Regions from separate parts of the Homo sapiens genome. Here all the other regions are linked to region 1. The links are chromatin loops, found by intact Hi-C in ENCODE. Cell type or tissue: dorsolateral prefrontal cortex. All regions are shown on one strand.

Region 1 (8,000 bases):
ACGTTGATGTCCCTTATAAAACCCAAGGCCAGAGGTGAACATTCACCCAGATGCAGTTACATGGGAGCAGATTCCATCTATTTTCTTGGCATGTTACAATTTTATTTGGCATAAAGTAGTTATGGGGATTATAATGTGCTTCAAGAACTGGCCTTTTGAAAATAGACTGGATTTAAGCTATTGCTCTATGGGACATGGTGTTAGGTTTTTGTTGTCATTGTTGTTTGTTTTGGGACAGGGTCTCACTCCATCACCCAGGCTGGAGTGCAGTGGCACGATCATGGCTCACTGCAGTCTGGCCCTCCCTGGCTTAGTTGATTCTCCCACCTCAGCCTTCCAAGTAGCTGGAACTACAGGCAAGCACCACCACACCTGGCTAATTTTTTGTACTTTTTTTTTAGAAATGGGGTTTCGCCATGTTGCCAGGCTGGTCTCAAACTCCTAGGCTCAAGCAATCCTCCCACCTTGGCTTCCCAAAGTGCTGGGATTACAAGTGTGAGCCACAGTGCCTGGCCTCTATGGGACATGTTTTTAAATGAACTACATGGCTTTGATATATTTGGGAAAACCTATTGGACAATATGATCGGTCCTGTGTGACCTTCAGTAGGTCCTTTCCCCATTGTGGGTCTCAACAACTGATATGGTTCGGCTACATCCCCACCCAAGTCTCATCTTGAATTGTAGCTCCCATAATTCCCACGTGTTGTGGGAGGGACTCACTGGGAGATAATAGAATCATGGGGCTGGTTTCCCCCATACTGTTCTCATGGTAGTAAACAAGTCTCACAAGATCTGATGATCTTATAAGGAATTTTCCCCTTTTGTTTGGCTCTCATTATCTCTTGTCTGCCGCCATATAAGATGTGCCTTTCACCTTCCACCATGACTGTGAGGCCTCCCCACCCACGTGGAGCTGTGAGTACATTAAACTTCTTTTTCTCTATAAATTACCCAGTCTTGGGTATGTCTTTCTCAGCAGCATGAAAACGGACTAATGCAACAACTTTATGAAGAAAGTGGGGGAGTTATTTTGATGATCTCTAAGCTTTTCGAGATTTGTTCTTTTTCCTTAGGGACCCAAGTATTACTAAAACTAAAGTGCAACCTCCCAACTCTGCTACCCGTGCACACATGGTTGGAGCTGCAAGACCAGGTTTTCCTCCATCCCTTTCCCTGAGTGAGGAATATGGTGAGAAGGAGGGAAAGGGCATTGGGGGTGGGAGCGTGGTCACTTCTCTAAATCCAGGACCAAGAGACCAAGGGCACTGAGAGGCAGAGCCAAGGCCCATTCTTTGTTTCCTCATCTGAGCCAGGCTAAGTTGGTGGAAATTGGGGGCAGAGGAGAGAGGATGGACAAAGGGGACATCTGAATTTTATCCCCCTTTCCCTGATTTCCTTCTTGCAGGTCTGTGCCAGGCGGGAGACAGTCTGTGGATGATGGTCTCACCTCTACATGTGCTCCTGTTGGGGAATTTCTCTCTTTTTCCCAATGATATCTTACTGTGACATTTACGGGAGGAGAGAAATGGTCTCTGGAAGCATAAGGAAAGGGAGGGTCTGACTGTGCCCCAGAAATGTCCTGTGGCTACGTGTCCAGGAGAGCAGGTTCTCAGTTTTAGCTTTCTCCATCCATCCTCCCCCTTCACTCTCAGTGTGCTCCAGAAGTTCCACCTTAGGCCAGGTACGGTGGCTCATGCCTGTAATCCCAGCACTTTGGGAGGCCGAGGTGGGTAGATTAACTGAGGTCAGGAATTCAAGACCAGCCTGACCAACATGGTGAAACTCTGTCTCTACTAAAAAAAAATACAAAAATTAGCTGGGCATGGTGGTGGGTGCCTGTAATCCCAGATACTTGGGAGGCTGAGGCAGGAGAATCGCTTGAATCCGGGAGGCGGAGGTTGCAGTGAGCTGAGATTGCACCTTTACACTCCAGTCTGGGCAACAGAGTGAGACTCTGTCTCAAAAAAAAAAAAAAAAAAGAATTTCCACTTTAAAGAGAGTCAATTACTTTTAGTCAGTTCTCAAAAGACCAAATCCTACCACTTAAATGTGACCCAGGTAGGAGAGAGACATTGCCTTGATTTTCACAGCTTTCCCCTGGCTCATCTCTGACCCCAAGGTGCTCTGTGTTCACTGGGCTGATTTTGCTTCAAAGTTTCAGCTTCTCTTTGTCGTTTCCTCAGCCAGCCCTGTGCCCTCCCTCTTTTCGTCCCATCTCCTCAGTCCCCCCGTTGTGTAGCCTTTACACAGTCTTCTCTGGTCTAATCTAATCTCCAACAAGCTGCCTCTTTTGCTCCTTTCTCTCTCCACAAACCTAATATATCTTGATGTGTCAACCTTTGGGCCACTGAGGCTGTGCTGACCTCTTCGGGGAGCTTGGCTTTTGTCCTACTAGGTAACCCCCTCTCCTGGGAGCTGTACCAACCTATTTTTCATCACATTTGAGCCTGGTTTTCTAAAAAAAAAAAAAAACCTAGACAGGCAGGCAGCCCACGCTGACTAAAGCTATGAACATCTCTCCTTTCTTAAGGGGTCTTTCTCCCTCCTCTCTGCCTGTCTGGCAAGAGCCAGCAGCCAGAGGTGGGGGTGGAAACCTCAGTTACCATCACATCAGCTGGATAATAGTTCTATAGATGCTGGACATGCCGACAAAGGGGCAAAGTATTCTGTATCATAGCATTTTTATTATATTCTATTATAATCATGTATCTTTCTATCATAATCAGGTATCATGCATAATCATGTAGCTGTCATATTTGTCTTAGTTTGCTAGGACTGCCCTAACAACATACTACAGTCTTGGGGGAGGGGGAATGCTTAAGCAACAGATACTTATTTGCTCACAGTTCTGGAGGCTGGAAGTCCAACGTTGAGGTGTCAGCAGGTTTGGTTTCTTCCGAGACCTCCACTCGTGGCTTGCAAATGTTGACCCGATTGCTGTCTCCTCACTTGGTCTTTCCTCTGTGTGTGATTCTGTGGTATCTTTTAGTCCAAATTTCCTCTTACAAGGACATCAGTCAGACTGGATTAGGCCACCTTCTAATGGCCCCACTTTAACTAAAGGCCCTGTCTCCAAATACCATCACATTCTGAGATACTGGGAGTACCTCAAATTTCCCAGTAGAAAATTTATAGGGGACAGAGTTCAGCCCATAACAATATTATTCCCCAATTCCATCATCGACTTACACTGAAGTCAGAGCAAAAAAGATCAGTCTCAAATTGCAGTGTGTGGGATTTCAGCTAGATGTAAGAAAGGTTCAGGCACTCCCAAATGGAGACCCTGGGAGTGGGATCTCAAATGGGAGAGGGGAAGGAGGGTAAAGATGAAAGCAGGCATCCTAGAAAACATAATACATTTCCAATTAGTTGATACCCTTTCTAAAAGGAGGAGGCTAAGCCAGATGATTTCTGGATCCCAACATTAATTTATTCAATCAATCACTCATTTAGCAGACATTCACTGAGCCTCACCACGCAGCAGGCACAGGAATCCAGAAGCAAGTCCTTGAAGGTTCTTGCCCTTTAGAGAACTTGTACTTATTGGTAAACCCTGGGTAGGATGGGAGGAGGGCAGGGGCAGCCAAAAGAAGAAGGGTGAAGAATGCTCTGAGGCGTGAACATTAATGAAAACACAGACCCCAAGCCCAGTGGTCAGCCCAGGCTTGTACATTTCTTTCCTGGCACTTAGCAGTGTTTCCTGGCACTCAGCAGTGCCCACACCCAGAGTAGAACCCTCTGTTTTTTTTTTTTTTGTTTTTTTTGTTTTTTTTTTTTGAGACAGTCTCGCTCTGTCATCCAGGCTGGAGTGCAGTGGCATGATCTTGGCTCACTGCAACCTCCGCCTCCCAGGTTCAAGTGATTCTCCTGCCTCAGCCTCCCGAGTAGCTGGGACTACAGGTGCGCACCACTACACCCCGCTATTTTTTTTTCTATTTTTTTTTTTTGGTATTTTTACTAGAGACAGGGTTACGCCATGTTGGCCAGGCTGGTCTAGAACTCCTGACCTCAGGTGATCTGCCCGCCTCGGCCTCCCAGAGTGCTGGGATTACAGGCATGAGCCACCACACCCCACCAGACCCTCTATTTGATAATAGGTTGCATAAAGCGTAACCTCAAGTTTCAGACATCCTGAAAGACCTCGAACCTTGGGCCAGCCCAAGAAAGCTGGAGACATTTCTCACCCCCATACGGGGACAGGCAGGTGGGAGGAGGGTGTGGCTGGCAGCCCAGTGGAGTCACCATAGCCACAAACCATGAGGTTTGGGATCAAGTGGGCCCTAACCCTGATCCCACTGCAGCTGCAGGAGACAGGCAGGCGTTCCCTGTTCTCACATCAGACACTTCTGGGGCCTTCCACTGAGGATCGGTCACACCCTCCCTGGGGAGCCCACTGGAGGCCCCTGGGAACTGCTCAGGAGTGTGTGGCTACTGCCAGCAGAGGCCGGGCTGCCAGGGCTGGCTGCTTCCCTCTAGAAGGAGCCGGAAGCTTCCATCTAGAAGGTGAGCCTGCCATCTAGCGTCCCAGTCTGGGCCGCGCAGGGACAAAGGAGCTTTCCCTGCACTGTCGTGTTGGTCACATTCAGCCCCACGGCATATTTAACTGCTGCCCACCTTCTCCCCACCATCGTGAGGTGAGAGCAAACCACCCTCGTTTCAGGGTGAATTTGATTTTTAGAAACAGCTGAAAGTCGTTCTAAGCCAAATGGTTATTGGTGGGAATTCAAAGAGTTTCCCCTGTGGCTTACAACTGTCTAAAGGCAGGTGACTATTTTCAAGTATTTATATATATATATATATATATATATATATATATATATATATATTACATATAATAATATCTATTATATTATATATTAATTATTAACTCTAATATATATATTAGAGTTTCGGGAGCAATTAAAAGTCTCATTGTTTTCATGCCAACAGTGTATACCATGGAACTCAATGTTTTCATACAGAACTTAAAGTACATCTTCCTCTTAGAAATGAGTGTAAGTGCTATCTTTTCCATGCAGACCTAACTTCTACAGGAGAGGAAGAATGGTCTGATTTATTCGGCTGCTGAGGGGAGAGTTATCCACACTGAGCCGGGGATGGAGCCTGGGATAGAGTTAATAATCGAGATATATATAAATAAAATATATCCTGGACCTTCGGAGTTAAGCATTTAATCCAGCAATTGGGCCCTGCCTTTGGGACTGTTTGTCCCAGGGCTTTTTGGGGAAGACTTAGATCTAGGAAAGGGCTAATGGAGGGACATGGAACAGGAGATCAGCTCTGTCCCTGCTCCTCAAAGAAGGGCAACTGCAGGAGGTATGCAGCCCAGTGCCCAAGCCAAGGGTGGCAAAGGACGTGGAGCTCATCTGAGGATACAGGGAAAAGCACCAGAAAGTCAAAGCCACAGTCCCAGATATTTGTTTCTGGTGTGAGTGGCTGAATGCTGCTGCTTCCCTGGAGAAGAGCAGAAATCCAGGGCCCCAGAATGAGCCTGACCGGGGTAGGGTAAGGGGGTGGACAAAGGGAGCCCTCCCCAAACTAATGATGATCTCTGGAGATCAGGCCTCAGTTCCTGAGCAGCCTTGAGTTCCCTGTGTCCTGGGAAGGCCTTGCTGCTACTCCTAGAGCCCCTTTTTTCCTGGAGCAAAGGGTAGACCCCTCTACTAGGATCCTTGCTGACTTCCACCTTATCTGAGCACAAAGAGTTGCCTTCGGTTAGAGACTAGGATTTAGGTGTGGCCACTTTGGGGAGGGTGGATTAATCTTTTTAACATGGAAAGAGGCCAAGAAAACAGGGCCCTCATTTGGCCTTGAGAGCCTGGCAACTCCACTATTCCCTTTGATTAGCAAAATTCTAGAGCTCGAAGAATACCAGATAATATATGCAGAAGGAAGAAAAAAAATTTTTTTTTTTTGAGGCAGAGTCTCACTCTGTCGCCAGGCTGGAGTGCAGTGGCACGATCTTGGCTCACTGCAACCTCTGCCTCCTGAGTTCAAGTGATTCTCCTGCCTCAGCCTCCCGAGTAGCTGGGACTATAGGCGCGTGCCAACACACCCAGCTAATTTTTGTATTTTTAGTAGAGATGGGATTTCACCATGTTGGCCAGGATGGTCTCGATCTCTTGACCTCGTGATCCGCCTGCCTCAGCCTCCCAAAGTGCTGGATTTACAGGCATGAGCCACCGTGCCTGGCCTGAAAAAAATTTTTTTAAATCACTAAGACTTGAAATGACATAATGGACTTAGGTCACAATCAACAAATGCTAAAATCATCAGGTGAAAGGTTAATGGAGAACTTTATGGGATGATGCTACCTAAACCCATTGATCAATCCTATTAGTATTAAAAGTGAAAAAAAAGATATTAATATTATATGTCTCACAGTAATGCCACCCTAGAAAGTATAGGTGCCTAAAAACATTGACCTTGAATCTAATCAAGGCCCAGATATAACTATCAGTTTACAGAAAATATGGAGGATGGAAGAATATGTTAACCACTCCACAGTGAAGCAGACAGATACGGAACTTAAGACATTATACAGAACAAATTACCTGATTCCCTGTCAAATCAGTGACAAGGGTGAACTGCTTCAGAATAAAAGAAACGAAAAAGACACAACCATATGCAATATGTGGAGTTTTAAAAAACAACTGAAAAAAGATGTCTTTGAGATAATCAGGTAATTTGAATATGGATTGAGTTTAGATGATATTGAGGAATTGTTCTTTTTTTTAAGTAAACAATGACATTGTGAAATGTATTAAAAAGTCTTATCAATTACAGATTAAAACTTAAGTGTTCCAAACGAAATGTCAAACTACCTAATATTTGCTTTAATATACACTAGAAGGAAAAAAGAGTTGGGGGAGAGGAAGCAAGATTGGCCAAATGTTGATAATGATTGAGGCTGGGTGATGGATACATGGAGATTCTTTTTATTCTGATTTTTTGAGTATATTTAGAAATTTCCATAACACACACACACACACACACACACACACACACACACACACACACTCTTCATGGTGCCCTTGACCCTCATGCAGATCATGGTTATTTCATATTATGTAAAATTCAGCCTCAGTCTGGTGTCTGAGAATAGGAAGACTTATAGAGAAGAGGCAAGAAATATCTTTGGGGAAGTTTGGGAGATTCCTTCCTTCAAACACTTTAGATTTGAAAAGACAACTGCGAGAACAGAGAAACGAAGGCACGTGTCGCACTGACACACCCACAGAGGCACATGCAAAATCACACACACATAACCTGACCCTCACACAGACCCTAGCACACCCACCAGGACCTGTGAGAGTGTCCAAATGCCCACAGGGCATGAGAACACATTCTCTTCCCAGCCGGTGCTGAAATATAAATCCAAATAAAATCAAATGAGGGCCTGGCGTGATGGCTCACACCTGTAATTCCACTTTGGCAGGAATGCCACTCCACTTTGGGAGGCTGAGGTGGGCGGACCACTTGAGGTCAGGAGTTCGAGACCAGCCTGGGCAACCCTGTCTCTACTAGATATACAAAAGTTAGCCGGGCATGGTGGTAGGTGCCTGTAATCCCCACTACTTGGGAGGCTGAGGCAGGAGAATCACTTGAACCTGGGAGGCAGAGGTTGCAGTGAGCTGAGATCGCACCACTGCACTCCAGCCTGGGTGACAGAGGGAGACTCTGTCTCAAAAACAAACAAACAAATAAATAAACAAATGAATTCAGTAGCACTGAATATTAACGCATGGCTATATAGAGGAAATGAAATGAAAACAAAACGCTCAAAAATCATCCTAGGATTCCTGGAACATCTGTATTTACTTGAGGATAAAGTTTAAGGTTATCTCAAAAAAAAGCATCAAAAGAAAAAAAGATGATAGTATTTGGCTTTCTTGTCCTTCATTCATCTCACACCTCACATTTCTCCTAGGAGTGCTCATCTAAACTAAGCCTCACTCAGTGCCTACATACTAAATCACCCCCAATTCTTTCTCTCTA
Region 2 (8,000 bases), 300 kb before region 1:
CAAAGAAACTGAAAAAGAAGCTCTGTTTCATTAGGCATTAATTCCCTTTTTTTTGTTGTTGTTGAGACAGGGTCTCACTCTGCATGCTGGAGTGCAATGGCATGATCATGCTTCACTGCAGCCTCAACCTCCTGGGCTCAGGTGATCCCTCCCACCTCAGCTTCCCAAGTAGCTGGGACTACAGGTGTGTGCCACCACACCTGGCTAAATTTTTTTGTATTTTTTTATAGAGACGGGGTCTCGCTATGTTGCCCAGGCTGGTCTTGAGCTCCTGGGCTCAAGTGATCCATTCTCCTTGGCCTCCCAAAATGCTGGGGTTACAGGCATGAGCCACTGCGCCTCGCCAGTTTACTTTTTGATGTGATAAACAGTTCTGTTTTGGGGCTTAGTTATTCCCACAAGAAAAGAAAATTATATCCCTTGGTTCTCAGACCCATTTAAATTTAAAAAATTTAAAAAGTAAAAAATTATAGTTAATGAAGTAGGGAAATATTTCTTATCACTCTGGCTGTGAATAAAATAATAGTGAACATTTATTAGTAGTGATAATGTCTTCCACTTCTTTGATATTTCCCTTCTTTTAGGAAGTACTTCAGTACTTCCTAAACGCGAAAGATTTTTTTCTCTACCTGATTTTCCTATTAAATATGTAAAAGTTCATGGAATTTTATTTTCTCCTTAATTGTGTATAAATTTTCCCCATAGTATTTCTGAACATTCTTCTGAGCTTCTTAGTATTCCTGCTTCTTAAGGACTTATTCATCTAAAATAATAGTATAACCATCAAATGTCTATCTTACTTTGTTTACTTTTTTTAACGAAAAAGATCATTTTATTGATGAGCCTAGGAAAGAACATTTACAATCTGTGAAATACCTACTATTTAATCTTATTTCTTTTTTGTACAACGTTAAGTCTACGGTATAGACCTACTTATCTTTAAAAAGCAAAAGTTTTTTTTCCCTAGTTTGAAATATTTTGATCATAACAAAACTTTTTCCAGGATCTTCAGCCTGTTAAACAAGAAAACGAAAAACCCCTTCCAGAAAACATGGATGCATTTGAAAAAGTGAGAACAAAATTAGAAACACAGCCACAAGAAGAATATGAAATCATCAATGTGGAAGTAAGATATCTCATGTCTTTAAAAAAAAATTTTTGATATTACCAATCAAGATGCAAATGAGATACTTGGTGATTTAGAGACATAGTCCACATCAAGATTATACTGCTTTTGGCCTTTAAAATATGCTGAAAAACTTAAAAAGCAAAGATTTCAGAGATTGTGATCACAGAATGTGATCCTTTACATCTTTTAATAAATGTAAAGATCGAAAGTAAGATGAATTTTCAACTGTAATATATTAATTCTGGTTTTTGCAAACAATCAGTTCCGATTTAAAAAAAAAAAATTTCAAGAGACAGGGTCTCACTGTGTTGCCCTGGCTGATCTTGAACTCCTGGGCTCAAGCAACCCTCCCACCTCAGCCTCCCAAAGTGCTGAGATTATAGGTGTGAGCCACCATGCCCAGCACTGATTTAAAAATTTTTTAATCATTCTAAGGAGAAGTTCAAATGAAAGTAGTTCATACTTTGTTATTATTTGAAAATTACTTGATTGTTTTGTCTAAATTTTTTAATAAAAGGAATTCACTTTAAGTAGTATAATACCATGAAAGCCAAGTATCTGTTTAACCATTTTATGGTTATCACAGTCATAAATAGTCAGTCGAAATGAATTGAGGGCTGTGCGTGCAGTGGCTCACGCCTGTAATCCCAGCACTTTGGGAGGTCAAGGTGGGCAGATCACCTGAGGTCAAGAGTTCAAGACCAGCCTAGCCAACATGGTGAAACCCCATCTCTACTAAAAATACAAAAATTAGGCATGGTGGCAGGCGCCTGTAGTCCCAGCCACTCAGGAGGCCGAGGCAGGAGAATCACTTGAACTCAGGATGCAGAGGTTGCCCTGAGCCAAGATTGCACCACTGCACTCCAGCCTGGGTGACAGAGCAAGACTCTGTCTCAAAAAAAAAAGAAAAAATGAATTGAATTTTTCAATAAGATTGGAAAATTGAACCGCAATAGGTGAAAATCACATACATAGTAGAGTGGAAATAGTAGGTTAAGAATAAGGATCTCCAGATTCAAATTACGCCACCAACTAACAGATAATAAACGTAAGCCACTGAAATCATATCAACCAATCAATTACATTTAATATGTAGGCATTAGACAAGAACACTATTTATATTTGGGTAATATTAATTCTCTCAATTTCAAATTGTATTTGTCACCCTACAGCAGGTGAAATAGTTTGTGTTAAGTCAAGACTGTGTATAGTTGTTGGTGACAGCATATTTTAAAGGAAGGAGTCTCAGAAAGTTATAGACTGGGTTTTCAGGCTAGTCTGAGCCACAGTTTCCTCATCTGCATCATTTTGGATTGTCTTAAAGATGCCACTTGATTTCTGTTAATTGACTCCCACTGTACAGGTATCAGATGTTTCTAAAATGTAGCAGAAGTGGTTTGTACAGTTGTGAGAACTGACAGATTTTGTTATACCTTTTCTTTATTGCCTCTTGTATTTATGTATTAAAAACCCCTCTAGTGGTTATGAACATACGAAAACCATATCTTATCAACTACATTGTAAAAATGGTCAATTTTATATTTCATATGTGTTCATTCATATACTTCAACAGGTCTGTTTTTTATAAGAGTCTTCATTTCATCTTCATCTTGAATAGTCAGACTATGAAAAGGTTAATTAAATTATTATTAAGTAAACTGCATGTTTCTTTTGTCAGGTTAAACATGGTGGTTTTGTTTATTACCAAGAAGGTTGTTGCTTGGTTCGTTCCAAAGATGAAGAAGGTACACCACAATTTTTCTTTTTACGTGCTCTAATTTTCAGATTTCATATTTTTTATAGGAAATTTATTAATTTCTCAAAGATAGAGAAAAGATTTTTTTAAAGATTATTTCTGAATTTTTTTTTAATGACTAGTTTTTAATATCTGGGTTTGTGTAAGATATAGTTAGACTCAGAAGCTTTGGCAGGGAGAATGGAGACGGCATCCAGCATTTTTTGAGCATCTGCTGTGTCTTGGGTACTATGCTAGGCACTTGGCATATATTGTTGATTGTCATTTATATTCACTTACTTTCTAGGTTCTGTATGGTCTGTAAATACTAAACTAGACTATAACAATATCAAATAATGTCTCATAGGTTGATGCACAGAATAGTATTGAATAGTATAAGGTAATATTAAATAACTTATTGTCAGTTGATGTGCAAGTTAAGCTGCCATCATTGTTGAAAGAAGCTAGGATATGGCCTCTTACAGAATGGGAATTCTAATTTAAAACATTAAAATACAGTTTTAATTTTTTAAAGTACATCCTTTGAAGTTATCACTTTCGTATTTTTCTTTATACAGCAGACAATGATAATTATGAAGTTTTATTCAATTTGGAGGAACTTAAGTTAGACCAGCCCTTCATTGATTGTATCAGAGTTGCTCCAGATGAAAAATATGTGGCTGCCAAGATAAGAACTGAAGATTCTGAAGCATCTACCTGTGTAATTATAAAGCTCAGCGATCAGCCCGTAATGGAAGCTTCTTTCCCGAATGTGTCCAGTTTTGGTAAGCCACCAACCAAAATAGTCCTCTGTGTTGAAAGGCAACGGTAACACTTTTGAAACATTTTTTTGTCGCATGTGAGGGAGGGAGAAGGTGAATGCCTGATTCATGTATCCCTATGGACTATACATCTTCCTATGTACCTCTTATTCAGGAGACCTTCCCTTATTTAATTATATATCTAGATGGGTAATTTTAAAATACTCATGTTTTTAAAAGTGTTATAATTAGAGTCCATGTCATACAATATGTTTTGATTTATCAGAATTATTTGCCAAATTATTATCTAGAATAAATTTTTACACGTAAGTTGCATCTTAATATTTTATTCAACTTTAAGCTTGAATGTATTTTTTTAATTTCATGTTATCTTATAGAGCTGTTACAGCATAAAGTCACTACCAAAGAACTTGGTATGTGTTGAACTAACCTGTTTATCAATGGAAGCTGTGACATTTTTAGTAATAGAACTAACTTTAAATTTATCATTGAGTGGTACATATGTTACATTTTGTCCTCCCTTTTCATTTTCAGCCATCATTTTCTCCATTGTTTAACTAAATGTTGTTGCAGTGAATTGAAATTATACCCTAACTATTGAATTCTAAGACATATATTTTGTACATTTTATAACCTTTAAAATCATGGTGCATATTATACAATGATGACTTACAATCACTGTCAGCCAGGTGGCAGTCATGGTGTAATTGTGTGCAAACTTCTGTTGACAGCTTCTGGTGGGATCAAGAATCAGCATTAAATTGTGTTTGGTAGTTGGAGATATCCTGTGGCTTGAAAGCAGACAGAGAAGGTTTACACATGAGAGAAAGATGCAATATTCCTTCAGACTTACAGTTTCAAGTTGTAGATTGAGACGGAATTCACCTCCTAAAAGCAAATGTGACTTTACCAATGTCTTTCCTAAATATTGAGCATTTAGCTCTTATTTAGAAACCTGAGTACCCTGAGACTGATAACTACTTGAAACCTTGGAATGGTGTAGTAGTGGTTTATTCTCAGGAAAGCTCTCTGGCTTATATACAGCACAGATTAGATACAGTCAAATATTTAGATTTCCAGGGATAAACTTGCACATGTTCTCACTGGCATTCAAAATTAGAATGTGCTGTGCTTTTTTTTTTTTTTTAATGGAGTGTAGGTGATTATGTATAATTATCTCATTATTTTCTTTCAGAATGGGTAAAGGACGAGGAAGATGAAGATGTTTTATTCTACACCTTCCAGAGGAACCTTCGCTGTCATGACGTATATCGAGCCACTTTTGGTGATAACAAACGTAATGAACGCTTTTACACAGAAAAAGACCCAAGGTACTAGAATAATATAATTAAATCTTTCTCTCCAGAACCTTCCTCCAGTTATTTAAAGTACTGACTTTGGTTGACTTAAAACGTTTATTTTGGTTGGAACCAGGAATAATAAGGCTAAAACGATCATTCTTTTATTAGTTGTTTGTATTCAAAATTGGAGTCTGGTAATATTCAAAATCAGAGTAAATACAGATATATCACTAATATTTTATTAAAAACTGAAATTGATTTTGTGAATTACAACATAGTTCATTCATGTAAATTCATAAAGATGACCTAGAACTGCTAGATTGTGAACAGACTGAGTCTGTTTCACCTTTGCATCTTAATTGATAAGCAGGGTGCCAGGTTTGTATAGTGCTATTTAGTCAGTATCTATTGCTTAAATAAATGGTATATACTTAGATAGGTATCTCTCTTTCAAACTAAAACCCCTTGTTCCTGATGATTGTTGAGTACCTTTTAACCATTAAATTCTTAGTAATATATAGAAGAATTTAAAGTATGTGTTGCTACTAAATTATAAATTAAAACTAACTCAAAAATGTATTATTGTGCTAGGTGAAAAAATTAAATATATGCTATGGTTTCAATTGGGTATCAAGGAAAAAAGATGCATTTTTAAAAGATTGAAAGGAAATACACCCAAAGTACTAACAATGGTTTTTTTTTTACTTTTCTTTTTTTCTTTTTGTAATAAGCATTATTATTTTTATAATACATTTTAAATTTAAAAATAATTGTCGATAGAAATAATTGGAAAAAAAGATTAATGTCTAGTTCTTTATATTTCGTATATTCTCTTAGACACATTTTACCCTAGAGCCACTTGTGTTCTCACTTCCTGTAACCACATATCTAACAACTATTTGGTCAAGTAGTTTATTTTTAATTTGTCATCACCAAACTAAGCAAACAAAAATATATAAAAACAGCGAAGAAAGTGTTGAAAATAAAGAGCAAAGTAGGGTAGGGGACTTGCCCTACAATTATATATTAAAGCATATAAAGCAATAACAGTAAAAATAATACAAATTGATAGACAAATAATAGAGCTTAGAATAACTCTAAAACATAGATCCTAGTCTATGTGAAAATTTATATGATAAAAGGCATCACAAACTAATGAAAAATGAATCGGTGTTATTTTATAATGCAATGGGAAATACTATTTGGGAAAAAATAATTTTCATCATTGTATATGTCAGCATACATTCCTAAGAGATTTAAAGAACCCATTGAGAAAAATAATTTTTTAATAAGATGAAAATATAAGCTTTTTAGTCAGCTTGGTTGGAATATTTTTGAAACATAAAATCAATATAAGAAATTACAAAGGGTAGTAGCAGTCTCGATTACGTAAAATATTAAACTCAAGTCAAAAACCACAAAAACTATTGTAAATAGTTAAAATCTAGGTAACAAAATGGAGGAAAGTGTTTTCAACAAAAAGACAAGTTAATGTTCTTAATTTTTTTTTTTTTTTTTTGAAACAGAGTCTCACTCTGTCACCCAGACTGGAGTGCAGTGGCGCAATCTCAGCTCACTGCAACCTCTGCGTCCCAGGTTCAAGTGATTCTTCTACCTCAGCCTCCCAAGTAGCTGGGATTACAGGCACCTGCCACCATGCCTGGCTAATTTTTGTATTTTTTGTGGAGACGGGGTTTCACCATGTTGGCCAGGGTGGTCTTGAACTCCTGATCTCAGGTGATCTGCCAGCTTTGGCCTCCCAGAGTGCTGGGATTACAGTTGTGAGCCACTGTGCCCAGCCAATATTCTTAATTTTTAAAGAGCTATTTACATACTAATAATTTAAGCTACATTCAAAGTTTAAAATAGACACACATTTCACAAAAGAAATAACGATTGACAAATAAACATGGTAATGTGATCCAATACAGAAGAAATTTTACCAAACTATAAGCAGTTGTTATTTGGGGGCATTGGGATTCTTTACGTTTTTCAGTAGTTTCAGTATAAATTACTTTTATAATAAGGAAAAATATAAATATAACATTTAAAGCCACTCATTATGTTAGTATAGTGCTTCTAGGATATTATTTGATTATATTCATCAAGTCATAAAAATACACTTATTAAATTAGTATTTCCATTTCTAAAAATTTGTCTTGGGAAAATAATTGTGAAGATCATGGAAGGGGAAAATATCTTCATGAATATGTTTCTTGTTATATTGTTTATTATAATGAAACATTAAAATCTAAATTTTTAAGAATTATGATATATTAGGTAGCCATTAAACCTGTTATAATATTAGGTAGCCTTTAAAAATAATAATCACAAAGACTTTCAACTCATGTAGGGAGAAAATTGATATATGAAGTAAGAAATACAGAATCAAAAATTGTATCTATAATTACATCTATTTAAAGACACACATGAAATATAAATATAACTTAGAAGGAAAAATTTAAAAAGTAAAATAGCTATGTTAATGTTTTAAATGTGTTACGTTAGTAAGATTGTGAGGGGTTTTCTTCCTATTCTATTTTGTTGTAAAAACTGGGAGAAAGGAAAAAAAAATCCAAAATGCATGCAGAGAAAGAAGAAAATAAAAATAACTCCGTGTCCCTTTTATTCCCTATTTGTGTCTCCTATAGAAAGTTTATTTCCTCTTCTCAGCAAAAAGCTATGTTATCTACTCATGTGATTGAGAAATGACGTTTGTAGTTTACCTTGAAATGCATCCAAATAAAGATGGATTAATAGGTGCATAGATATGTAATAAAGTAAATGTAGCAAAATGTTAGCAATGATGGAATCAAGATGGTTTTTTCAACTTTTCTGTATTTTTGAAAAACATTTATGATAAAATGTTAGAAGTAAATTATTTTGAATGCCCTTTAGGAGAAAATGAGAAAAATAATAGCTAATTGTTAAAGTTACAAGTGATATTCACTAAGGAATTATTTTAATTTCCTATCTGCATTATAAATCAACATGTATACTGACCACCTCTGAGATACTGTCCTTAACAAGGTAGCATGCATCTGAAATAAACT
Region 3 (8,000 bases), 910 kb before region 1:
CTACTAAAAATAAAAATAAATAAATAAATAAGCTGGGCGTGGTGGTGTGCACCTGTAGTCCCAGCTATTGAAGAGGCTGAGGAAGGAGAATCACTTGAACCCAGGAGGCAGAGGTTGCAGTGAGCTGAGATGGAGCCACTGCACTCCAGCCTGGGTGATGGAAGGAGACTCCATCAGAGGGAGACTCCATCTCAAAAACAACAACAAGAATAACAACAATACAACCGAAGTTCTCACAAAGAGACAAGGGGGGAGTGTTGACACAGAAGGAAGAGCTAAACAGCTGCAGACGGAGGTGACACCCACTGAGGAGGGAGCAGCCTTCCCTGGAGGGACAAGGGGATATGTCACAATTCTATTTGTCTCTGATGGAGCTTTGGGAAAGGAGCACCACAGGGTTGGCCTGGATTATCCCCCAGAGCTCAGGGCCCCCAGCCACTCCCTTCCAAGGGACCCACATTCTCCCCTCCAACACACACTACCAGGGCTCCAGTCTCTCCGCTTTCCTGGAAGATGGAAGAGAGGAAAGCTTGGACTAGAACTTCTTACCCTATTGCAGGGGGACTTCAGGGGGAGAAAGAGGACTAGCAAGAATCCTATAACCTCAGGCCCTCAATTCCCTCAACTATAAAAATGAGGATGAAAATACTGATCTCCCAGGATGCTGCAAGGATGAAAAAAAAAATAAGCTGGTGTAAGAACCTAGGACATGGCTGGATGCCTAGAAAGCATTCAGTCATAAATTTTCACTTTCTTTCTCCTTCGCAGCTGTCTTTCTCATGTAAAGTTTTCACATTTTAGGCACTTACTATGGCTTTATGATAGAGACGGATTTTCCCCCAGGACATCCAGGGGATAGGGTGAGCATCTGGCTGCCCCTACCTGACTGACCCGGAGAGGTGGAGTTAGGTGTTCCCTGGGTCTGGAGAAAGGGAGAATTCTGGCATCAAGGGGAGAGTCTGACTCTGGGAGAGAACGGCCATGAAAAAAATGCCTGGAGCCAGGATCTTATCTACCTTCTCCAGCTTGTGTAGAAATCTAAGGGCTGGGTGCGGTGGCTTACGTCTGTAATCCCAGCACTTTGGAAGGCCAAGGTGGGAAGACTACTTGAGCCCAGGAGTTTGAGACCAGCTTGTGCAACATAGTGAAACCCTGTCTCTTAAAAAAATACAAAAATTAGCTGGGCATGGTGGTGTGCACCTTTTGTCCCAGCTACTCAGGAGGCTGAGGTGGGAGGACTGCTTGAGCCCTGAAGGGTGAGGCTGCAGTGAGCCATGATAATGCAACTGCACTGCAGCCTGGGTGACAGAGCGAGGCCCTGTCTCAAAGGAAAAAAAGAAATTTAAGACCCTAGCCCCTGAGGCCCTCCAGGATGCCAGCAGCTTTGCTGGGCTGGCCCTGTGACCCTGTCCCACAGCCAACTTGACCTACTCTTCCTGCAAACTACCAATCATGGTTTGTCTCATTACGTTGTTTAAATTCCCAGTCTCTCCTGACTTCCTCTCCCACCATGAACCTCTTTATCATAAGACAATCCAGGCTCAATCCCAAAGGACCGCAAACCGTTTCCAAAAACCCTGGGAAATTCATAGTTTTGGAGATTTCAGAAAGGTACCTATAATGGTCCGTATATTCTGTATTACATAACACCACCCAAGGGGGTCCAGAGCAGTACCTGTAATCCAACACATCAGCATTTCTGCAGTGAAACATCTGATATCTATGACAAGCAGGATAAATAAAGACTATAAATAGCTTCATACTGTTTAGGTCAGGTTTGGCTGCCAAATAGTTTTGGCAGCAAACATACCAAACAAACAAAAAACCCCAAAGCTTTTAGAATGATTGCATCTGTAGAGAAGAGAGTAATGGTTAGTATTTATGCTGCCTGAGAGAGAAGCAGGCAAGCAAAACTGTAGCTGAGAAAAGGAAAAGAGCCTGTGATGGCTCCTCTTAACCACTCCCCACCACCACCACCACCATCCTCTTTCCAGACCACCTGGCATTGGAACGCAGCCTCCCTTAGGCACCATGGTGGACTCTATAGAGCAATCGGCCACCTAACTAGCTTTGTACTTAAGGACAGAGACTTAGCCAGAATCTCGGTTTCCTTGTCTATTTAAATGGAAAACGAAGCAATTCCAAATATTCCTTTCACTGCTGACACTTGATACTCTTATCAATACATTCGCCCAAGCTGGCTGGCTATGCTGTCCAGAGCAAAGCAATGTCTTCACCATCAGACTGTGGAGCACCCCAGGAAACAGCTGTCCCTCTCAGCACCCAATGCTCTTTTGTACCCAGGTGTCTTTGGACACACACTTCCCAGTCCCTTGACTGTCCTTCCCTCCTCACTGGCCTGGAAAACTCATGCTTATCCATCAAGATTTGTTTCAAAGGCCCTCCTCGGGCTCCCACTTTGTCCATACCTCCATATGGCAGCTTCAATGATAATTTGTGTATTGTGTTTCTCTGCTTGCACTAAACTATAATCGCAGGGCCAGGGTCTAGGCTGCCATTGGCTGTCTCCAAGGTGTGGCAGCGTCAGGCATATGGAAGGCCTTCAGCAAGCCCTTGTGGAGAGGAGAGGGTACTAGCTCCGCATGGCTTCCCACCAGACAGCCTATCACCATGGAAGACAGCCCCACACTCCCGCTGTAGGAGACCTAGAGGCATCTATCTGCAAGACAAGAAGTTAATAGTGCCGAAGAAGGGAAATATTAGCATGAGACCTATTGCAAGTCCAGGTGGGCAGCCACGGGATCAAGTAGTAAAGCAAGAGAAAGGAGCTAGAAAGGTGACTCCAAATCCCACAGGCCAGGGTGGAGGGTCCTACCCACGCAAAATGGTGGACTTTGGTATAAGACAGCGCGCAGTCCCTCAAGAGGAGAAGCAGGCTATCCCGGTGGAAGAGGTGTTGCGAAAACTCGAGCAGAAAAGGACAGCGCGGCAGGGCAAGGCCCCCCACACCACCCACGTGCACTACCAAGGCCCGCGGTGCGGAGGGTTCGCATGCTATGCACCATCGCCGCGAGGTGGCAGCAAAAACCCGCCAGTGGCCCCAGAGCGCGCTGCTTTCCGCCTCCAACCTGCAGTGCTTTGCGCCAGGGTGCGCACAGCCAGCGCGAGGGGCGTCCGGCCGCGGAACCGCGGGGTCCAAGGCTGAGCACTGCTGCCAGGCTTCGGGGTCCTCGGAGGCCAAAGAGGGGACTTCCCTGGGTCTCTGGCTCTTGAGAGCTCCCAGACTGGAGTCTGGCAACTTCTTGGGGGCATCATGGAATCTAGCTATCCGACCTGCAGCCTTCCTCAGCTCTCCCATCCCTGGGGGAACGGGTCCACCATACTCCTGCCTCCCCGCTGGCCCGGCGTGAGGGGTTGCGTCCTGGACTCTTCTGCGGGGACAGAGCCCTAGTCCGCCTACATCCTTCACCACATACCTCCTGCTCCTACCCACCGCTCCCGCCAGCACGCGAGAGCGGGTCTGGAAGCTGAGGCTTCCCTCCCTGTCCTGCTCCTGGGTACCTGCCACACACGCGCCCACACAGTCGGAGACAGTTGCGGGCGTGGAGTCACCCAAAGGCCACGCACGCAGACACGCACTGGCACAGATGCGCCCTGGTCGCACCTACACTCCAAGCTCGCTAGGAGCAGATGTGAAAGGCCCAGGGGTGCAATGTGCAATGGAAGAATCGCAGGACTAGGGGCCGAGAAACTTGAGTTTGACTTTGACTCACTCCATTTCTCTGGGTCTCTAAACTCTCGCGTGTCCAATAACAAGATCGCCAAGCTGCCTGGAAGCCGACGCCTCCTCTGCGTGGAAGCGCCGCGGCAGCCCGGAAAAGCCTCTCTGAATGTCCCAAAAGGGCAAATGGAACATTCCCGCGCTGGGTTGGCTTGACCCCTGGAGACCGAGGCAAGGAGGTCGCGCGAAAACGGTGTGCAGGAGGCTGCGCGCACTGAAGTTTCGCAGAGCCTGCGAAGACTCAGGGGTTCGGAGGCGCGCGCGTCCTGGGTCCCTTGCGACACTTCTGACCCTCGGTACCCTTCTCACGGGCCACGCTTCCACTCACCCAGTGCGCTGCTCTCCTCGGGTCACCCCAGTTACTCCTGGAGGATTTGGAGCCTGGGACTCGAGCTTTCACCGTCCTCCCGCACCCCAGTGCCAGCTGTTATTGTGCAGTAGAACAAAGGCCGAAATGGGTGGGTATGGGAGGAGACCTGGCCCTACAGGACTCCCATTCTGGTAGGGAATGGGTTTTGGAACAAAGTGCAAGGGTTTGATTGGTTCGCGGCGTCCACCGACAGACCCCTCTAAGGAGCACGTGTGAGCACGTGAATTGTGAGCGCACAGGAAGCTGAAGGTCGGAGGGCAGCCTATAAGGTCTGCAGCTGGTCATCAAGTCCTCACCATTCCTCCTTGGAAATGCCTTTAACCCATTCTGGCGTCTTAGCTCAGTCCTGCCTATTGGAATAGTTTCCTAGGGGCCTTCCTGTCTACAGCCTCACTGCCCCCGACTACAGTCCTTAAGCAGGACACTGGATATTACCACTTAAGCTTTCATACAGTTTTTTTGTTTGTCTGTTTGTTTGTTTGTTTGACTGTTTTGAGACGGAGTCTCCCTCTGTCTCCAGGCTGGAGTGCAGTGCGGCAATCTCAGCTCACTGCAACCTCCGCCTCCTGGGTTCAAGTGCTTCTTGTGCCTCAGCCTCCCGAGTGGCTGGGATTACAGGCATGTGCCACCACCCCCAGCTAATTTTTGTATTTTTAGTAGAGACGGGGTTTCACCATGTTGGTCAGGATGGGCTCGATCTCCTGACCACGTAATCCGCCCGCCTCGGCCTCCCAAAGTCCTGGGATTACAGGCGTGAGCCACCGCGCCCAGCCACTTTCATACAGTTTTATTTGGCTCCCCAGTACCCATGGGATCAAGGCCACACAACTTGCCTGATCTTGTAATTAATCCCTACTCCCTCTTCCCTCAGAATCAATTACCAACCTCTCAAAAACCCATGGGCCCCACACTACAGTACTCCCGGCGGGCCAGCCACACTGCACTGCTCCCCACTGGACCTGACACCTCCTCCATGCCTTCCCACCTGCCATTCCTGCCTAGAATCTCCTCCACTCAATCCGATTCATCCTTCTGGGTCAGTGCCATCTGCTCAGAGAACTCAGAGAAGCCCTCTCTATCCCCACCGCCAAAGTTGTAGTAATTAATTGCGAAGTTGACACTCCGGGAAACACTGTGTGCAACTCCACGGGGTTGGTTTGTTTTTAAGTGGTGACCTCAACTGTCCCTCCTACTGGATCGTGAGAAACTTGAGGACAGGGCTCAATTGTGCTTGTCCCTCTCCCCTCCATTCTTCGAGAACTTAGTTGATATTTCTGCATCATGCTCACAAGCACTGGACAAGCCCCCGGGCTCATCTGCAGGTAGACTTGTCACCCGCACAAGGTAAATATTTCTCTTGCAATTCATGAGAATCTGCACAACAGTCTCACTGCACACTCAACAACGTTCACATGTATCCACACACTTCACATCCTCGATTCCCAGGCCCACTGGGAAGTGCTGGTGGTTTAAGCGGAGGCCGGTCCGCTGTGGGAGCGGAGGCCCCTGAAATCCCCGCTCTTTCTCCTGGCTTGGTAGGTCTGCCTGCACGTAGCTGCTTGCTGAGCGCTTGTCTCGCGTCTGGTCCTCCTAGGCAGCGCGTAGGAGGCGCGTTCCTGCAAAGTCCTAGTGCAGGTGGCGGGAGCGATGGCGCGCCCAGAAGGGCAGAGCCCAGGGCCGCCCGCTCCCGGTCCTATCCCACTCCCTTCTCCCGCTTTTGCCTCATCTTGCGTGCCCAGAGAGGCGTCTCAGAAAAGTATTTCCCCCGCTATCGGGAGCGCACGGCGAGGAAGACAGAGAAGGTCATCGAGTGTGTTGGTGTAGCCGGGTGAAGGTGGAGGTTGGCTGTGTGACAGTGGCCAAATTATGGCCCTCTCTGAGCTTCCGTTTCACCTCCCGGTATAAGCGTAGCCGCTTCAGCTCAGACACACAGGGGAAAGGCAGCGGTGGCCGGGGCCTGGGTTCCGTGCGCCCGCACATGTACAAGTGTCCGTCGGTCCTCTGTCCTTCCTCCCAGTCGGGCCTGGCCAGGCGGCGCCAGTGTGTCCCGGGCGAGGTAGGGGCAGGCAAAAGGCGGCTGCGCCTGTCCCGGGCTGCAGAGGGAGAGGCGCATACGCAGGGAATTAGCAGCGCTTCCAGTCGTTAAGGGGCCTTGCTAAGATATTCTGTTGAATGGCGGCAAATTAATTATTATGGTAAATATCGCAAAATCCAACAAACCAAAGGCAGTGCGGGCCCAGCCACAGGCCGGGCCATCGCCTGAGGCAGCCCAGCCCCGCGGGAACCGGGTGCGGAGAAAGACGGCGCGGCTGCAGGACCAGGGCATCAGGCTGGGAGAGGCCGGGGCTTCGGCCACAGCGCCTCCCAGCGGCCTGAAAGAAGAAAGACGGAGTCCGAGCCTGAGAGGTGGGGACAAAGGCCCAGCGAGAGAGCGCCGCGAAGGCCGGAGGGCGGAGCGGGGACCAAGGGGCGCGCTCCCCACCGGGCCACGTCCGCAGATCCCGGACCCCTGCCCCGGGGGCCGCGTCCCCCACGCCCCGCCGCGCTCCCCCTCACGTCTGGACCCTGCCTTGGTCCCTCGGACCTCCTGTTTCGGTTCCTGGGCCCCGCACACTCTTCCTGCCTGCAGGGATCCGAGAAGTCCCCAGGGAACTCGCCCCTCCTGCCAAGCCTCATCTTTTCAGAAAAAAATAAAAATAAAAAATAAAAGATAGAGAACAGCCAGTGCCTGGCTGGTCTGTAGCTCCTCCAGCCACACAGCCATTTCCATCCTCAGGCAGAGAGGGCCTCCACCCTGACTGAGCCTGCCGTGAGCAGCCTGGCGGGGCTGGAGTGTAGGCAGAGCCTGGCACATGCATGTGTGTGTGACTTGCCTGTGCTCTCCTTTCTTGCCAGCACATTCTGTAAAGGTCCTCGACGTCTTGACGGGTTAGACTCCTGCAGGTTAAAGCCCTTTTCTTTTCCAAAAAGAGTGTGTGTAGAAACCAGTTAGAGTCGTGGTTTTATTTGTAAAAAGTGGGGAGTCGTTGCTAGGAGTGGAGATATGCTTCTGTCCCTTGCGGCATCCCTGAGCAGAAGTGGGTGGTTGCCTATGCCCACTGTAGAAGGCAGAGGGGTGTGTGTGTGTGTGTGTGTGTGTGCATGCAGAGCAGTGACTGTGTGTGTCTTACGAATGGAATCATATTGGGGGCATCTCTAAGAGTGTGTAGTGTGAGGGGAAAAGCTGCCCCTGAGTCCAGGGAAGGGAGGCATGGGAAGGTGGGTGCTTTCTTGGGTGGGCCTCTTCTGGGCAGAGGAAGCTGCATGACCTCCCCAGCCCACAAGGGGAATGGGTGCTGTTGGGCCCCAAACTGCTGTGCACCCCCAGTATTCGTCCCACTTCCCAAGTCCAGCCGGCCACAAGTCAACGTGCTCCCCTAGGCGCTTTCTTGGAGAAGGAATTGCTCTCCTGCTGCAATGGCACCCTCTCCCCAACCAGCCTTGGCCCTCCCCCTGCTTAAGCCTGGGAAGCTGCTCCCCATCTTCCCTCAGACCCTTCCGGCTCCCGCCCCTTCCCTGTTCTCTCCTCTCCTCACTTTTTGTTTCAACTCCCTCTCCTTTCTCTCCCTTTTCCTTTTGCCTTTATCCTCACTCTATAATTTATAGCCCTCTTCTTCACTCTCCCTTCTTGCTCTGCAGAACAGCATAACATGGGCGTTTAGGGGTGGATTGTAACACAGAGGCCTCTGTTTACCTGCTCACTCCCAACAGCAGGCATGCTTCTCTCAAGGTGCTTATCTAGTTCCCTACCTATCTTCTTTGGGCCCTAGCCTAGTGTGTGTGTGTGTGTTTGTGTGTGTGTGTGTGTGTGTGTGTGTGTGTGCGTGCAATGAATGGGTGGTCTGTGAG

Evidence for each region. A loop is a pair of places that touch in the nucleus more often than their neighbours do. Peaks named below come from ENCODE experiments on the same cell type or tissue, not always from the same donor. Only the 100,000 strongest peaks of a DNase experiment are listed, where the experiment ranks them.
Region 2: a loop joins it to region 1, with 2.5 times the contacts of the local background. A loop is called at or near these places in 25 of 110 quality-filtered maps.
Region 3: a loop joins it to region 1, with 6 times the contacts of the local background. A loop is called at or near these places in 63 of 110 quality-filtered maps.

What each region holds. Positions count from the first base shown.
Region 1 is chr2:44,040,881-44,048,880 of GRCh38, reverse strand. No RefSeq gene overlaps it. Among named protein-coding and RNA genes, the nearest start is that of LRPPRC, 49 kb to the right of the region's middle. RefSeq lists an enhancer at 4,578-4,627. In dorsolateral prefrontal cortex, CTCF peaks have their summits at 4,325 and 4,525; a DNase peak (open chromatin) is centred at 4,490; H3K27ac peaks cover 622 bases.
Region 2 is chr2:44,339,394-44,347,393 of GRCh38, reverse strand. It overlaps PREPL (prolyl endopeptidase like), which reads left to right. Exons shown (of 14, transcript NM_001171613.2): 2 at 1,004-1,126; 3 at 2,808-2,874; 4 at 3,443-3,649; 5 at 4,842-4,977. The coding sequence starts at 1,052. Among named protein-coding and RNA genes, the nearest start is that of PREPL, 18 kb to the left of the region's middle. In dorsolateral prefrontal cortex, CTCF peaks have their summits at 4,133 and 4,334; no DNase peak of the experiment used is centred here.
Region 3 is chr2:44,950,842-44,958,841 of GRCh38, reverse strand. No RefSeq gene overlaps it. Among named protein-coding and RNA genes, the nearest start is that of SIX3-AS1, 13 kb to the right of the region's middle. RefSeq lists silencers at 2,949-3,138, 6,576-6,625 and an enhancer at 3,009-3,715. In dorsolateral prefrontal cortex, CTCF peaks have their summits at 3,033 (motif pointing right), 6,287 and 6,486 (motif pointing left); DNase peaks (open chromatin) are centred at 3,041 and 6,461; H3K4me3 peaks cover 2,854 bases; H3K27me3 peaks cover 7,569 bases.